Regions from separate parts of the Homo sapiens genome. Here region 1 is linked to region 2. A link is a loop called in an ENCODE intact Hi-C map of the cell type or tissue named here. Cell type or tissue: tibial artery. All regions are shown on one strand. Links, peaks and the distances in the headings refer to the core of each region. The heading gives the core; the rest is flanking DNA. Region 1 overlaps SFXN5 (sideroflexin 5). Region 2 overlaps SFXN5 (sideroflexin 5).

What was found. Hi-C counts contacts between places; a loop is a spot of excess contacts. Peaks named below come from ENCODE experiments on the same cell type or tissue, not always from the same donor. Only the 100,000 strongest peaks of a DNase experiment are listed, where the experiment ranks them.
Region 1: it touches region 2 in a loop (8-fold over the local background); 6 of 110 quality-filtered maps call a loop at or near these places.

The regions. Positions count from the first base shown.
Region 1 is chr2:72,983,939-72,993,126 of GRCh38, forward strand. It overlaps SFXN5 (sideroflexin 5), which reads right to left. Exons shown (of 14, transcript NM_144579.3): 10 at 4,320-4,410. Among named protein-coding and RNA genes, the nearest start is that of EMX1, 71 kb to the left of the region's middle. RefSeq lists a silencer at 5,162-5,361. In tibial artery, for the core only: no CTCF peak of the experiment used is centred there; DNase peaks (open chromatin) are centred at 4,923 and 6,043; H3K4me3 peaks cover 501 bases; H3K27ac peaks cover 840 bases.
Region 2 is chr2:73,037,739-73,046,926 of GRCh38, forward strand. It overlaps SFXN5 (sideroflexin 5), which reads right to left. Exons shown (of 14, transcript NM_144579.3): 3 at 3,116-3,193. Among named protein-coding and RNA genes, the nearest start is that of SFXN5, 29 kb to the right of the region's middle. RefSeq lists an enhancer at 6,482-6,776. In tibial artery, for the core only: no CTCF peak of the experiment used is centred there; no DNase peak of the experiment used is centred there.

The DNA of each region.
Region 1 (9,188 bases), core at 2,426-6,425, 55 kb before region 2:
TTTAATTACACTGTTTGCCCAGCTTCCCAAACCATTAACTTCACCTGGCAGCAACCATACGTCAATTAACGGAGGGCCCGCTCCGAGCTTGAGCTCCTGAACACAATTAGGCGTGACAGTCCACAAATAAGAAAGAACTGGAGAATTAATTAAGGTCTAAGCAAATTAATTACCAGTCCCCAATCGATTCCGATGCCAGCACACATGCTCCTGGGCTCACTGTCTTTCCTAACATCTCCATGTATAAATAGAAACTGAGATCTCCCACACGATTGCTGTTCTAGACCAGGGACACAGCATGGCCCTGAAACCACCTCTCTCCAAGGGGAGAGAAATGGCTGCAGTGAGCATCCCAGGGCTTCCCACATACTCAGCACATGTGCCTGCACATGCATCAGTCACGTGACACAGGCGTGTGCACACACACACTCTGAAAAACTAGGGGGGAACTTGGAGGCAGAACAGGGAGGACACCGCGTAGCCTTGGCTGCCTCCAGGCCACACTGCTCAGTTTCTCAGCTATATGGGTGAGGGGTTATCTCACAGGGCTTGAAATAGCCCTGGGCTGGGCCTGGGAGGCCTGGGAGGCCTGGGCTCTGGCCAGCTCAGTATCACTTTTAGCAAGTCTGACTTTGTTCATTCTTCTGTAAGAGGGTGATGGCTTGCTCTGCCTTCGGACCCTCCCAGCACAGAATGAGGAGAACCGAGGGAGGAGAGAGGCTTGCTAGGGAATATGAGGGGAGCCGTGCAGCCCCCAGGAGCTCTGCAAACCTCAAGGAGGCCTGCAGTCACAGAGGTCCTGGTGGGAAGGGGCTGAAGGAGGGTCTCGTCAGAGGCCTCGTTTCCAGATGAGGAGACAGCGGGTAGAATGGGGTGGGAATGGTGGAGTTTGGTGTGGGGTCCAGGTGCGTGTGTCTCAGGCCACTCTTAGGCAGTGTGTAGCCCACCTCCCAGGCTTCAGGCTGGGGCCTGCAGAGGAGCTGGCAGAGCCTTGGGAAGAAGAAACTGACTCTTGGGGATTCCTTGTTCCCCAGAGCTTGAGTTCCCAACCTGCTCAGAAGTGTGAGAGCCTGGATGCGGCCTCTGACCACAGGGCACAAGCCTCTTCAGGACCCCCATCACCCTGAAGACCCCCTTCCACTCCACTCACATCCCAACAACAGAGCTTAAATATGATCACTGCCACTTTCCCCAACCTCCTTCCCATGTGCAGTCACTGCTCAGTGAGTCCTGTCTCTGCAAGCAGCCTAAAGGGACAGGGGACCCTCCACAAGGTCAAGCACAGCCTGAGCCAGCTTCTTGGTCACCTTTAACAGTGGCCCAGCCAGGTCTGGCCTAGCCTACCTCGGAGACCTGCAGTGAACCCCGGGCAGGACCTAGGCCCTGCCAGCACCTGGTGCAGCTTAGGGATACTCTGGCCAGGGGTACCTGGGGATAAGGTGAAGAGAGGCCAAGTACAGGGACTGGACGGTGGCCTGAGAGGACCAGGGGGCTTTTGAGTCCCTGGTGGGAAAGGGCCACACCTAATCATCTCAAAACTGTGTCAGCATGGACTAGGGCAGTCCGCAAGTGTCCACTTGCAGATGAGAGCGATGGACATAGGGACTAGAGAGATGGAAGCCTGTGGGGGGGTGGGAGGGGAGACTGGGGCTGGGGCAGAAGGCAGGCAGGTACCCAGCCAGGACTCAGCAGCCAGGCCAGAGGAAGAAGCCACAAAGGGCCTGCCTCTCCCTGGATCCCGCAAGCAAGGACTGTCAGGGCTTAAACCACATTATGCAACCCGTGAGGGATGTTCAGGATCTCAAGACAACAGTGGCTGCACCTGTGTGAGCGGCTGAAGCCTCATTCCCAAAAAGAAGAGGGGAGGGGAATTACACTGGAGTCTGAAGAGGGGCAGGTCAGAAAGTCTCAGACCCAAAGCAGGGACTCTCCTCCTGAAAGAGTCCCAGAGAGGTTAAGACCACCTCAAGGTGACACAGCAAGATGGCCAGTAGGGCTGGAATGGGCCCCCGGCAAAGTTCTTATCTAAAGCTTGGCTAGGGACAGATTACATCTTGGCCGAATCCCAGATCCAGCCCAGTGCAGCAGAGCGCTGCCCCTTCTCAGGCTGCATCTGACCCTGCAGCTGAATGGCCGGGAACACCAGTTGGGCAGCCGTGTTTGCTTTATTAGGCCCCTTAACGAAGTCAGATCTAAAGGGTTATTCCATTAATGGCCCACGACAGAAATAGCTGAAAGTTCATTAAAAGTGTGGAGTTGCTATAGCAATTATCTGGGCTGGCTGAGGCTGAGCCAGGTGGCTGGTTCTCGGAATTCATTAGTCTCTGGGTCATCCAGAGGTGGGGCTGCCCAGCAATGACCTCTCACCCTCTCACAGGGCTTTGCAGGTGCTTCAAAGCACCCTCCTCTCAGTGGAAACTGGTTTGTGGCCTCACTTGCTCCTCCCAGAGCTCTGGGCTGTAGGAAGGTGGGTACTGGTACCCGCCTTTTACAGATGGAGAAGCAGGGCCCTGTAGATGACGATCAGGGTCAGGACCATGAGCCTGGGTCTGACTCCAGCTCTTCAGATGGTGCCTTGGTACCACAGAGGTCACGAGTCCTCATGCCCTGTGCTGGCCTGTCCCCATCGTTGTCCTTTGGCACAGATGGGGAGCTCTGCTGTTATGGTTCAAGGACTGGTTTATCCTTCTCTTTTGACAGCTATGCACTGCCTTACACTGCTCTCAATACTGTTTATTTCTTTTTAGTTTTAAAAACTCCTTCCACTATTTTGCCCTTCTCCCCAAACAAGGTGTAGGCTTCTTAAGGGCCAAGCAGAGTTTTGTGGCATCTCCAGGGCCCCAGCCTGGGGCATCTATGGTGAGCTCATAGACTCCAAGTTCAGCAAAGACGCAGCTGAAATCCCCTCCACATATACCTGTGCGCCCACAATCACCTGCGTAGAGCCAAGGCCTCTGAAACCTAGAGGCTCACAATACCCAAAGGCTTGAAACCTAGACTAGCAGAAGCTTGCAGGCTTCTTTTGTACCACGAACCACTCTGGTAGTCTAGTGAGGCCTATGGACCCCTCTCAGAATAATGTTTCTAAATGCATAAAACAAAACACATAGGATCACAAAGGGATCATCCTGAAATTACCAAAATATTGTGATATAGTAATAGATGTTTTTTGGGGTTTTTTTTGTTTTGTTTTGTTTTTGAGACGGAGTCTCACTCTGTCACCAGGCTGGAGTGCGTGATCTTGGCTCACTGCAACCTCCAACTCCCTGGTTCAAGCCATTCTCCTGCCTCGGCCTGAGTAGCTGGGATTACAGGCATGCACCACCACACCCAGCTAATTTTTCTATGTTTAGTAGAGATGGGGTTTCACCATGTTGGCAAGGATGGTCTTGATCTCCTGACCTCATGATCCGCCTACCTCGGCCTCCCAAAGTGCTGGGATTACAGGCATGAGCTACCACACCCAGCCTAGATGTGCTTTTTAACTAATGAATTAAAAACAAGATCTATCAGTTGATGTATTAAATATGAATTAGTGACCGGGCATGGTGGCTCACGTCTGTAATCCCAGCACTTTGGGAGGGTGAGGCAGGTGGATCATGAGGTTAGGAGTTCGAGACCAGCCTGGCCAACATGGTGAAACCCCATCTCTACTAAAAATGCAAAATTAGATGGGCATGGTGGCGCATGCCTGTAATCCCAGCTACTTGGGAGCCTGAGGCAGGAGAATTGCTTGAAGCTGGGAGGTGGAGGTTGCAGTGAGCCGAGATTGCACCACCATACTCCAGCCTGAGTGACAAGAGTGAAACTCTGACTCAAAGAAAAACAAAGAAAAAGAAAAAAGAAAGAAAATATGAATTAGTGTTGAGCATAAATAATATTTTAAGACCTCTGTAACAACTGTAATGTGCCATGAAAACATCTGTGATTTCTACTGGTGACAAAGTCACAGGTCCTGCTTCTGACTGTGGTTTGCTGCCTGCATTCGTAACGGAAGGAAATGTTAAAATGCAGTTAGAGGTTAATGTAAATCTTTTCCCTGACCAAGCTCACAGGATCCGCTGCATTCTGTCTACTGACCCCTTGGGGGTCTGGGACTGCAGCCTAAGAACCCCTATGCTGAAAGCAGAATCTCAGCACAGAGCTGGTCAGTGGGACCCCATGGTCTTGTCTTTTAGCTAAACATATTACACCAATTCTCCCAGCTGGGTGCCCCCTGGGCATCAGGAGAGGTGTGGAAGGGTCATCTGTCTCCCTGGGAGCCCAGCGGTCCCCCACACCCACCCACAGCACACATCTATGTGGTGTGCAGGTCTTACCTACAGCAGGGAACGGCACAAACCTCTGGATGAGAAGGCGGGTGGCTGGGGTGAACTTGTTGGCTTTCTGAACCAGGACATTAAGGCCCACCTTTGAAAGAAAAAAATAAAAACACAGAAAAAGTACATGATGCTGCAGTGGCTTGTGGGAGGAGGGGGCAGAACTGGAGGAACATCAGAGAGTGAGGGATGTCATCTTTCCCCACAACTGCACCTCACACCCCTAATCCTCAGCGTCACCTGAGGTTGCAGAGCTCCAGCGTCGCTGCTTAAAGTACCACTGCCCAGTCATCCCAGGTAACTGGCCCATGAGAAAGAGGGAGAGAGGTAAAGCATCAGAGACATACACACACACACACACATACACACACATTTACACACTCATACACACACACTGCAGAGGAGAAAAGGGATAGGATGCTGTGGCAGTTGCTCGTAGAAGAATACATACTCCATGAATAAATGAAGTGTAGGAAGGCCTCATTCCCACCCCAGCCCTAAGCACCATCTTTCTGAAACCCCATGGTACATGCAGGTGTGGGCCCAGCCAGACCATAAGGGCTCAGGACAGGGAGACCCCGACACCTGCCCACAGGCTGCAGGACTAAGCAGCATAGCTCAGGGCAGGATGGAGGGTGAGGCGGATGTCCTGGACTCACTGTCATCGCCTTCATACCTGTCACCTGGCCCAGGATGCCAGACACCCCACCCCAGCCCCTGCCTGGGGTCTTCGTCACTCCAGTCCATCTCCTAGGCTCTTTCATCTTTCGAGAGCACAGGCTTTCTCATGTGTGCCACACCAGCTCCTCTCTATGACCAACGTGTCTGAGAAAGTGTCATCTCCTTCCCACAGCAGCCTTGGCCTCCATAACCTCACTTCCCCTCTCCCCCAAAAACCCAAGTTCAACCCCGAGAGTCCAGTTTGCTGCCCATCAGATCCTCCGTGAGCCTTCCAGCCATGGGGCCTTTGCAGTGCTGGTCCCTGTGCCTGGGATGCCTCCCTCCTCCGCTCAGTTCACACCTGTTCTTTCAGGCCCACCCATGAGTTCCACCTCCAGTGTCACTTACTAGCAGTGGGACCTGAGGCAGGTAAGTCATTTCATCTTTCTCTGTCTCAGTTTACCTATCTGTAAAAAGGGATAGTAATACCTACAACACCCCAGGGCTGGTATAAGAATGTATGTAAGTGGTGGGTGTGAGCTTGGCATATAAGAGACCTCAATAAATGAAGCTATATAATCATGATGTCACGGGACCGGATGGGGTGACTGCACCTTTTTCATCTTTGTATGTCCACCACTTAGGGCTACACTCACTGGCACATAGTACACGCTCAATAAACTGGTGACTGAGGAATAAATGCAGGAACCAACAAACATACGACGGCATGGAAAAGGCAAAGGCTGGGAGTGGGGCTTTGCGGAGGAGAGAAAGATGGGGTTGGGCTAGGCAGAGGAAAAGGACTTTCTGGTGGAGAAATGCATACAAGTGCAGGCCTGGAGAGAGAAAAGACAAGATGCATGAAACCAGAAAAGGAGTTGGGTTGCAGAGGCCTCTGCTTCCCCAGACAGAGGCCAAAGCCAGCCCCTGTGCTGTCTTTTCTGGGAAGCGTGGGAGGAGCCGTGGCAGGACTCCTGGCCTGACGGGCCGGGGCAGCCTGCTCTGAGGTCTGGCACGCCTGGCGGCTCAGCAGCCCACCCTGTGCCCTCAGGCCTGGCTCTGGCCTTAATGTTGTGGGTGGTTGGGGAGGACGCAGAGCCTTGGGAAGGCCTCCAGGGCTGCCAGGCGCCTGCCGCTGTTGGGGCAGGGTGCAGCAAGGCAGAAACAGCCCAGCCCAGGCTGCGACTGTGAGACCCAGGAAGACAAGGAAGTGCTGGTCCGCCAGCCCCGGGGCAGCGCAGCATTCCGTGGAGCCAGAGTACTTCCTGGCATGCCCACCCTGGGCTCTCGGGAACACAGCCTCCATCTTAAGTCTCAGGCTGATCCTCAGAGTCCAATCCTTGTCCTCCCAGCTCGCTCGAGGGAAGGCTGGGAGGCAGCCAGGGGCATCACGGCGTGGACACACTTCAGTGGTACAGTGGGCAGGGCTGGGGAGCTGCCGGCTCATACTGGGCCCTGCTGCCCCCGCCACATGAATAGAATTCATCAAGTCCAGGAGCGAGTGACTCAGAAATGGCCTCCCTCACCCCCAAAAAAGTGCATTGAGAGAAAGTGTGGGAGGAAGCTGGAGGACACGCAGACGGGCAGTAGCAATGAAGAGGAGGGGGGCTCGGGAGAACTCAGTGAGCACTTCCTACGTGAGGCCACTCAGCACATATTCACATGAAATATCTTAATGAGATCCCCACAACAAGGCTTTTAGATAGACCATGTTGGCCCTTTTCACAGATAGAGACAGGTCCAGAGAGGTTAAACAACTTTGCTCAAGGATAGACATCTATTATGAGGCAAGTAAAGCTAGCATTTGAACGCAGGGCCTGCTAATTCCAAAGCCTTGCTCCTAACCAGGGTGCTATGACTTTCCCATTGTCTTCCACCTGAGGGAGGGATGCTTTAATATCTCCAGGCGTTTGAACGGCACATCTGCATAGCAAGCACCTCCCTGACAATGGCCACCTTGGGGCTGGGGTCCTAACGAGTGGAAAACAGAAGGCAGCTCCTGCAGGGAAGATAGGGCCCTTGAACCATCCCTGCCCCCAGCAGCCAGAAGTCAGAAGATCTGGGTTCAAAATCCTGCTTGACAATTTAAGAAGATATAGGAAGTGCTGGAAGAGGCGGGGAACAGGAGCCATTCACGGAAGTGAGCAGAGAGGCTGGGACCCTTCCCCATGACAGCCTCTTGGGGGTAGGCAGGGCTGGAGAGCAGCGGGAGGGAAAGGAGGAAAGGTGACCATCACATTTCCCTCCCCCTCTCCAAAGCCTCCCCCTCCCTGGTCGGCCATTCTTCCCACTGGCTAGGCCTGGCACAGCCCAGAGTGTAGGGAGGAAGAACGAAGAGAGAAAACAGTGTCCTCGTCCCAGGTTTCTTCTGGCCTCTCCTTCCCTGAAAGTCACCAGGGTCTCCCAGCATGGATGGGGTGACATATAGTGCGGCACACATATGTTTCTGAGAGCATGGCCAACGTGCCTGCGCCCAAGAAAGGGGCTGGGGACCAGCAAAGTAGGGAGGAGACCTGGGCATGTGTGTAGCTGTGAGCTCATGAGGAGTCAGTGAGGTCACAGTGCCCACTTGCCAGTGATGGGCCCAGTGGCAGGGAGGGCGTGGACACGGAAAAGGCAAATGGCCACTTACCCTCACCCCTTCCCAGGCCCCAGCCCAGGTCTTACCGCCCCAGCACCTAGGACAGCCACGGCCTGAGAAGGAACCCAAGATGGCTGCAGACCAGGGGTTAGGAGCCCGTCTGTTCTGGTTCCTCAGGGCCCTTTGGCCTTGAACATTTGGTAGAGCCCGTTAAAATTAAAAAGCCAAGAGGCTGGTGGCTCTGAATGCCAGCTCGTTTTTCCCTGGCACGGCGGGTCCTGTTTAAGGGAACCAGCTGGTATTAATGGCACACAGCTCATCACAAACAGCAGCTAGCGATCAGAAAAATCAGAGCTAATAATCGGGTTCAGGAAAGATAATGAGATGTGGAACAATTACTGCTGAGGGTCCCCCAGGATCTGTTTTAACAGCATCCAAATAAGCCACAAAATAGAAATTAACCAAACAGGAGCTCCATTTTGGTAGATGGGGAAAACAAACAGGGTGTGGATTTTGCACAAGAATTTCTTATATGGCCAGCAGACAGGGCTTCTTGGAAAACCAGGGCTCAGGCCCCACAGGACATCAGCAACATCCTGAAGGAGGGAATAGGCCTTCTTGACCACCTATCTCCAAGGTCTGGCTACTGGGCCAGTGAATTTGCCATGAGCAGCTGACAGGAGACCAGGGGAAAAGGAGGGAAGGCCGGCTTCCTGATAGTCCCCACGGAGATGGGAACAGGGCTGACCAGCACCAGGAGCTATGGGTGGGGTGGGAGCTTCATGACACCAAATCTTTAGTGTCATGAGCTACACAGCTGGTGGCTGTAGCCTTAAGTACCAAGGGCTTTCCGGGCCAACAACAGGCCAGCAAGGAGACACTGGATGAGGCTGGAAGAATGCCTGCATCCCTCTCCCCGCATCTGTGCCCCCACTGCAGCCTGAATATCCATTGCCTGGAGGATGCCTCTGTGTCCAAGGGCTCTAGGCACTCCAGCTTCTCGCACCCCAAATGAAGGTTGTCTCGTTCTTCCTCACCCACACCCCAGCCTCCTCGCCCATTTCCAGCTCTGCTTCTCATGCCAGAGACCTCACAGCGTTCTGGGCAGGAGCCTCCTGGGGCCCACGTGTAACCATGGCTCCCTGGTGCATCTCCCGGATGTCATGAATGCAGCTGTTTGCTCTCCCTGCTCCCAACACTCAGCACGCAGCCTCTGTCCCTGGATGACAGTGCACCTCCTAACCAGGCCCCCTGTTTCCACTCTTGCCCCCATCCATCTGCTCTCTACAGCAGTCGGAGTGAAGTCTGAAAACATGGCGACTTGCTTAAAGCCTTCGGTGACACTGGAGGAGCCACACGGCCCTGCGGGACTGCCTGGCTTGCTTGCAAGGCTCTGGCTACCTGTATGAGGAGGTGCCGTGAGGGAGTGGGCCCAAGGGTCATGAAGGCTCCTGAGGAAGGGGATGCCTGCCTGAGCCCTGAATAGGAGGCTAGGAAGGGAGCAGGGCTCAGCCAAGGATCAGAAGCATGAAATACCAGGTTGTCTGCGGGGTACTCAGACGACAGTCTACAGACTCTATTGCATCAGTCATTATGGGGGTCCAAATAGCCCTGAAGAACAATGGAGT
Region 2 (9,188 bases), core at 3,241-7,240:
GAAGGAAAATGATTGTCAACCTAGAATTTTCTCCTCAGCCAAACTGTCAATTAAGGCTGAGTGCAGAATTATAATTTTTCAGACATAAAAAGACTCAAAACTTTCTTCTCATTTACCCTTTTTCAGGAAGCTACGAGAAGAGGTGTTCCACCAAAATGATGAAATATACCAAGAAAAAGGAAGACCTGGAACTCGGAGGTAGGCCCCAGAAAGGAAAATTTCAGGAAAACAAAAAGAAACTCAAAGACAGAAATCTTCAGATTGCAAGGAGCACTGAAAATACAGTCATGCGTCACTTAACAACAGGGATATGTTCTGAGAAATGCATCATTAGGTGATTTCATCATTGTGCAAACAGCATAGAGCATCCTTACACAAACCTAGATGGGCAAGCCTGCAACACACCTAGGCTACCTCGTAGGTAGAGCCTACTGCTCCCTGGTTACAAGCCTGGGTAGTATGTTACTGTACTGAATATATAGGCAACTATAACACAATGGTAGATATTTGTGTATGTAAACGGTTTGTGTATATTTGTGCACAGAAACAGTTCAGTAAAAATATGGCATAAAAGATAAACAATGGTCACCTGCATAGGGCACTTACCATGAATGGAGCTTGCAGGACTGGCAGTTGCTGTGGTGAGTCACTGAGTGTGTAGTGGGTGAATGTGAAGGCCTAGGTCATTACCGTACAGTACTATAGACTTTATAAACACCATACATTTAAGCACGCTAAATTTATTTTAAAAAAAAATTAGCCAGGTGTGGTGGTGTGTTACTCAGGAGGCTGAGGTGGGAGGAACACTTAAGCCTGAGAGTTTGAGGTTATAGTGAGCTACATCGCCCCACTGCACTCCAGGCCTGGGTGACAGAGCAAGACCTTGCCTCTTAAAAAAATTTCTTCAATAAAATGAACCTTAGCTTACTGTATATTTTTTACTTTATAAAATTTTAAATTTCAGATTTTTGACTCTTTTGTAATACTTAGCTTGAAACACAAACACATTGTACAAAATATTTTTCTTTATATCCTTATTCTGTAAGTTTTCTATTTTAAAACTTTCAACTTTTTTTTAACTATTTAAACTCTTAAAACTAACTAAAAACTAAGACACAAACAAACAGACTAGGCCTGCACAGGGTCAGGATCATCAAGACATCTCCAGGCAACAGGAATTTTTCAGTTCCATTATCATCTATTTTTGAGACACAGTCTCACTCTGTCGCCCAGGCTGGAGTGCAGTGGCGTGATCTCGACTCACTGCAACCTCCACCTCCTAGGTTCAAGTGATTCCCCCCTCCTCAGCCTCCCAAGTAGCTGGGATTACAAACATGTACCACTATGCCCGGCTAATTTTTGTATTTTTAGTGGAGACAGGGTTTCTTCAGGTTGGCCAGGATGGTCTCGAACTCCTGACCTCAAGTGATCCGCCCGCCTTGGCCTCCCAAAGTGCTGGGATTACAGGCATGAGCCACCACGCCTGGCCCCCATTATCATCTTATGGAACCACTGTCATATATGTGATCCCTTATTGACCAAAATGTCTTTATGTGGTGTATGACTGTATTGAAAGGCCGCGGGAGGGTACAGTGAGAGTGAGAGATGGTACAAAGGAAAGTATGCCAATGAAAAATCTGAGGTGGTTATTAACTCCAGATAAAACAAATTTGAAAAAGAGACATAATCATGATACAACCAGTCTGACTATGCAGTAAATGTTATTTCTATAATTGTAACGACATGAAGACTGAATATGTATAGGCCCCAAAACCATGATAACTATTTCAAGAGTGAGTATGGATGGCGGAAAGAAGTGTGTTTAGAGGGGTGGATGATAAGAGAGCTGAATCCTCAACTACCATAATAGATAACCCAAAAGAACTAATTGAGAAATAGCAGTGTAGATAAGCATATTTGTCTGAAAGATAGAATATAAATTTCTATCTGCAGAACAGCAAAAAGTAGTTGCTCCTGCGGAACAGGCATGGGAACTGGGGAGGGATAGGGAACATATACTATTTTTCCTTACAAGCACTATTTTATTTTATTTTATTTTATTTTATTTTATTTTATTTCTATTAATTTTTGAGACAGAGTTTCGCTTTGTTGCCCAGGCTGGAGTGCAGTGGCGCAGTCTCGGCTCACTGCAACCTCCATTTCCCAGGTTCAAGCGATTCTCCTGCCTCAACCTCATGAGTAGCTGGGATTACAGGCGTCCACCACCATGCCCGGCTGATTTTTTGTCTTTCAGTAAAGACACGGTTTCACCACGTTGCCCAGGCTGGTCTTGAACTCCTGAGCTCAGGCAATCTGCCTGCCTCGGCCTCCCAAAGTGCTAGGATTACAGGTGTGAGCCACCGTGCCCAGCCCCTTACAAGCACTTTAGTACTATTTGACTTCTTGAATTATGCACACATGACTTTGAAAATGTTTAAATTAATGTTTGAAAAAGTTTTTGAAATAAAGTTTATGAACAAAAAGACAGACTTTGGCACATGAACCATCAGTCTCTGTAATCATTAACTACTACCTTCCCTTACCCCTCCCCAAAACAAAACACCACCTTCAACATTTCAGGTATCTCTAATTTGAGTTCCTACACGATATTAAAAAAGAATAAAACAACAGTATCCTAATCCTAATCCTCAACATCCTCCCCCATCCTTCCCACCCTTAACCTGAATTTTTGAACAGTGGTATGCTGGTAAACGTTTAATAACCTGTTCTCTGGAGAAAAAGTCCTGATTTGTAGCATTTGCCAACTTCTATGGTATAAATACTCCCATCATGGCTGATTTCCCACTGTGTCATCCCTGATCGTGGAATTGGGAAGAGATGCCCACAATCAGCTCTCGCAAGCCAGTGCGGGCCAGCTTCAGCAAGCCTTTGGCCTTTGGGCCACCCTAGCCTTATCAGCCTCCATGCTTCCCACTGGACCTAGAGCACAGGAGAGATCTGAGCATCTCCAAAGAGCTTTTAGTCCACAGGGGTATGTACCAGCAGAAGTATATGCTGGACGAAAGAAGTGGTTCTGGCTGCAGCGAAGGGTTTGTGAATTTCTCACTTTCCTTCCCTTCCCCACTGGCCATGCTCCCACCTCCCACAGAGTTACCTGTTCATTGGTGACCCCCGGGCGCAGGGTCCCATGCTTATAGTCCTCCAGCAGCTGCACAGCCTCTCTGAGACGTCTCTGCAGAAGAAAGAAAAGAGACATTGAGGGGCACAGATCCAGGGCTCCCGCAAATTTTTCTTTTGTGGGATTACATCAGTATCAAATACTGCCAGTGCAAGGCTTTGGGCCTGCCCTCAGTTCATGGGACACACACAAAATCATATAGAAATACCACCTAAATGTTCTTACTCGGCAGTTTAAAAAATGAAGTAGAGCTACATGTGCTTCCATGGTCATCTCCCCAAGATATTTTGTTGAGTGAAAAAGCAAATGGCCAAGCAATATGATGCTGTTTGTTGTACCAAATAAACAACACACACATATCAAATAATATTTCCTATGTGAATATTTGTATATGTCAAAGTATCAGAAAAGCCCTAGAAGGAGAACAACCAAACTGGTGGCTGGGGTTACCTCAGGATAGGAGGAAAGGGCCAAGACTTGGCAAGGGGTGTCACAAGGAACTTTAATCTTAATGTAATGTTGAAAGCTTTTAGGCCAGGCGCGGTGGCTCACACCTGTAATCCCAGCACTTTTGGAGGCTGAGGCGGGAAGATCATGAGGTCAGGAGTTCGAGACCAGCCTGACCAACATGGTGAAACCCTGTCTCTACTAAAAATACAAACATTAGCTGGGCATGGTGGTGCATGCCTGTAATCCCAGCTACTCAGGAGGCTGAGGCAGGAAAATCACCTGAACCCAGGAGGCAGGGGTTGCAGTGAGCCTGGGGGACAGTGCAAGACTCCATCTAAAAAAGAAAAAAATAGAAAGCCTTTATAAGGAGGATTTTTCCTTTCTCTTTTTCCTGAGACAACGTCTTATTTTGTCACCCAGGCTGGAGTGCAGTGGCACGATCTCAACACACTGCAGCCTCAACATCCCAGGCTCAAGTGATCCTCCCACCTCAGCTTCCCAAGTAGCTGGGATTATACACACACGCCACTGCATCTGGCTAATTTATTTTTTGTAGAGATGGGGTTTTGCATTGTTGCTCAGGCTGGTCTCAAACTCCTGGGCTCAAGCGAGATCTGCCTGCCTCAGCTTCCCAAAGTGCTGAGACTACAGGTGTGAGCCACGGTGCCCGGCCAGGAGAACATATTTAAGTAGCACTTATATATTTTCAACATTTTAAAAACACTGGCAGAGATTAACCTACTAAAGTACATATGGCCAGAGTAACTGATGGGGAGAAAGAGAAAAAAAGGATAAAACCGTATGATTTTTTAAGTCTAAAAGCTAAAGAGACAGCAACAGTAACAGAAGGTAGCCTTTGTCCCCACCAAAAGACTTGTATAAGAATGTTCATAGCAGCAGCATTTATATAGCCCCAAACTGCAAATAATTCATTGTAGAATGGATAAGTAAACAGCAATATATGCACACTATAACTATTATATAGTAATTAAAAAGTAAACTATGGGCTGGACATGATGGCTCATGCCTGTAATCCCAGCACTTTGGGAGGCCGAGATTGGTGGATCCCGCGGTCAGGAGTTCAAGACCAGCCTGACCAACATGATGAAACCCCGTCTCTACTAAAAATACAAAAATTAGCAGGGCATGGTGGTGCGCACCTGTAATCCCAGCTACTCAGGAGGCTGAGGCAGGAAAATCGCTTGAACCTGGGAGGTAGAGGTTGCAGTGAGCTGAGATCACGCCACTGCACTCCAGCCTGCAAGACAGAGCAAGACTCCATCTTAAAAAATAAAAAAATAAAAAATAAAAAAAATTAGCCAGGCATGGTGCCGAGTGCCTGTAGTCCCAGCTACTAAGGAGGCTGAGATGGGAGGATTGATTGAGCCTGGGAGGTTGAGGCTACAGTGAGCCGTGTTTGCACCACCACACTCCAGCATGGGTGACAGAATGAGACCCTATCTCAAAAAACAACAGGCCAGGTGCAGTGGCCCACACCTGTAATCCCAGGACTTTGGGAGGCCAAGCAGGTGGATCACTTGAAGCCAGGAGTTTGAGACAAAACCCCATCTCTATTAAAAATACAAAAAAATTAGCCAGGTGTGGTGGTGGGTGCCTGTAGTCCCAGCTACTCAGGAAGCTAAGACACGAGGGTCATTTGAACCTGGGGGGCAAAGGTTGCAGTGAGCTGAGATCGCACCACTGCACTCCAGCCTGGGCGACAGAGTGAGCCTGTCTCCAATAAATAAATAAATAAACAAATAAACAAACAGCAGCAAAAAACAATAAACAGACAACAGTGATAGAAGGAAGCTCGTGTCAAGGTCCAGATGAGGGACCCAGACACCAAGGAAGCCCAGCATGGGGGAAGAAACCCAGCGAAGCTGCTGTGTTCCCCTTTTGATGGAGAGATGAGACTGGCTAGGCATGAGAGTGCAGAGACCTCAACATAAGCCCCTTAGTCTAAAAGAAGGATGTAGCCTCAGGAAGGGCCCTCAGTAGGGAACACAGGGTTTTCTGAGCTGGCTGCCAGAGTGGGAAATGAACAGCCACCTCCTGTACTATGGCAGCAGGAATAACTGCCAACACAGGCAAACCAGAGAGGCCACCCTCGACCCCTCAGGCCTGCATGTGAAGCACTGGCATGTGAAACACCGTGGTGGCCAGCACTGGTGTAAGCCAGGCCTGGCCCGAGACAGAACCATAGGCAGTCAGGGGGCCAGGAACACTTTTCTTACTTGGAATGGCCTGAAGGCTGAAAAGTACTGTCCCTCCCCTTCCAAATATGGAAGGGCCTAGCAGCTCCTAGATTCCAAAGAGCCCCTTCCCGGATACGTTCATTTCCAAAGTGGAGATAGCTTTGTGGTTGTTTTTATTTTTTCCCCATTGTACAAGTTAATTCATGCTGTTTAAAGAAAATATCAGAACAAAAAATGGAAAAGTACAAAAAGTAATCTTAAATCTGTAAACATACCCCTAAGATAACAACTCCAAAAGTGAGGATGATTTTCCTTCTAGACATAATACGCTTATCTACAAAATTGGATTGTGTTGTTTCAACTTGCTTAAGGTCACACAAATAAGTGGGTGATTTAGTATTTGAACCAAGTTTAGTCAGACCCTCACTCTGCACAACCCACCACACACCCCCTCAATGCCACCAAAGCCTCCTAGTGATGCAGCGAGGCCCCCACCCTTAAGCCTGCCCCTCCGGACCTGGACAATGAATGCTCTACTTTCCAACGCTGAATGGTGAATGGCCCCATGTTCTCATTATTTTTCCCACTCCAGGGATTCTCCTGAGTTCCTATAACAACCTGGCCAGATTCCATCTCACTTGACACAGTCATCAAAGGGAGCCCTCCTACCAAAAGAATAAATTCCAAAGAGCCCTCATCTTGGCAAAGGGCATGGGTTGCGGGAGAACAAGATCCAAGGTTCCTGCAGACAAATCTGAGGGCCCAGGACTGAAGGAAGCTGGAACCTGCTTTTCTGCCTCTGAGAGCTACAGGCTGGCCTTGGACCTTACGAAACCTCTGTCAAAGGCCGAGGGGCTGAGGCTCCAGGCCTGTAGGACAGGCAAGGCCCCAGGACAGCTGTCTGGACAGGGCCCTGAGGCCTGGCTGTTCTAGTGGCTGGTGTCCCCACTTCAGAGAAAGGGCCTATATCACAGATACCTGGGAAATGGGAGGAGAGTCTCCCTGTTTAAACTCTTCACACGCCCCTGGACCGTGAGGCTCAGCAGAAGGGCCCGGGTACTTGAGAGGTGGTGAAAGCTGGGAGGTTGGTGGCAGGGTGAACTCCGCAGGAAGTCTTTTCAACCAGAAACAAACAGGCACCAGCCCCTGAACACAAAGGCTGTGAGGGGCCCGGCTGTGGTTAGTGGGAGGACACAGCCCAGGCTGCTGCTTACCAAACACTACTCCATCGCCAGCCTGCCAGCAAGTGTCACCATGAGAGTCCCTCCATGTATTTGAGAGGGGTATGGTCTCCAGAAGATCCCTCTGGAGGGGCCTGCACCCAGGAGGTCTGCTCCAGCAGCACAGAATTTGAACAGAGGAGAATCCTGGCCCCACTGGTCCTGCCTCAAGGCCCCACCTGAGGGGAAAGGGTGGGAAGAGGGCAGGATACCCCGATGGAGGGGAATGGGGACAGAGGGACAAGGAAGAAAAAGAGGCACAAAAAGGAAAGCTGAGGAAGAGTCATCGGAAGCAAAACTCATCTCTTCTTGGAGAGACCAGGCCCTGTTCACAGGAGATATGGATAAGATTACCCCTCTGCATGTACACATGCTAGAAACATGGGGGCCATCCCCTCTCTGAGAAAACTGGGGCCAAGAGGGAAAGGTACTTCCTTGCCCAAGGTCACAGAGTTGGTGAGTGACACCTAGAAATCCCAGGAAACCTCAACTCTAGTTCCAAGCCATTTCCTTGAGACATCCACACAGAAGAACCTGCTGTACTCACGCCAGCAACCATCTCCCAAAGAAACCTCAGCAATGCCCAAAGCCCCCCCAGAACTGATGGCCTCTGAGGCAGTGCACCCCAAGTAAAAAAATAAACAGCCTCTTTTACTCTCAAAGCTGAGTCCAGCGTAACACAGAAAAAACGAACACACTTAGAGGAAGTAGGTACAGCTGAAACATGGGCCATTTCAGGCAAAGTAGAGAGTTTGGGAGCCCCAGTGGTTATAGAACTAAAAGACTGTGGCGGGGGGTGGGGGTGAGGGGATGAACTGGCAGTGGGGCGTGCAGGATGGCAGGGAGGTTATGTTCCACCATGTCTTGATGGTTCAGTAGCTGACTGTTCTCACTGGGCCAATCTTGCACCACTGAGGGCAGGGCCGTGCATCCTTACCACAGCTTGACCATTACTAGAGTCGCCTCCAAGCAGTGGGTCTCGGAGGCCCAAGGTAATGGTTATGTGCAGGCAAAGTCCCAAGCCTTTCTCTTGTCTTCCCTCAGCCATCCCCAACTCCATGTTCCCACCCAGCAGTCCTGGAACCCCCAGGGTTCTACCTGTCTGTGCTGCGATGGGTCCTTGGCTCCCATCAGCCAGAAGCCCACCCTATGAGATGCCCAAAGAAGGGGAACCAGGGACACGTCGCTTTCCCTGCCCTGACCTCTAGTTGCCTTAGGAGGCCAAGTGAGGTAAACTGATGCAGTTCCAGCAGCATGACAGGCAGCCTATCCCTTCAGAAAAGAAACCGATCCACTTATCCCAAGAACTTTAAGCCTGGCTACCCTCCTCTTGGAATTTACTCTAAAAAGTAAACTTAGCAAAAACTAAAAGCGATATGTTGGCCGGGTGCAGCAGCTCACGCCTGTAATCCCAGCACTTTGGGAAGTTGAGGCAGGCAGATTACTTGAGGTCAGGAGTTCGAGACCACCCTGGCCAACATGGTGAAACCCCATCTCTACTGAAAATACAAAACTTAGCCGGGCATGGTGGCACACACCTGTAGTCCCAGCTACTCGGGAGGCTCAGGCAGGAGAGTCGCTTGAACCCGGAAAGTGAAGGCCACAGTGAACCGAGATCACGCCACTGCACTCCAGCCTGGGCAATAGAGTGAGACTCCATCTCAAAAAAAAAAAAAAAAGTAATATGTCTAAGGCTATTTTGTCCAGGAAAGCAAAAGATAGGAAACAACCTATCTGTTAGACCAAAAAGTCTAATGGGATGGTTATTTATGCCACAAAACTTGATTTTTAAAAATAATAAAGACTTGGTGTAGTCCCAGCTACTTGTGAGGGTGAGGTGGGAGGATCTCGAGCCTGGGAGGCTAAGGCTGCAGTGAACCATGATCACTGCCACTGCACCCCAAAAACTATTTTTAAAGTTATAAAGACTTGGAAATGAATAGAATAAAAAAAGTGTATGTTCAGTGTCATAATTGCCAAAATGTATGCAGATGGACAAGAACTTGAAGTATCTAAGGGTACTGACAATGGGGATGTTTTAAATTTAAAAATTCCATCAAAGATTTTGAAGTTACACTATCCAGTGCTGTCTAAAATACATTTTTTTCTTTTTGGTTATTTTTTCCTTTTTTTTTTCCTACAATACATTTAAATGGACATCTCACTTGCTGCTATTGGGAG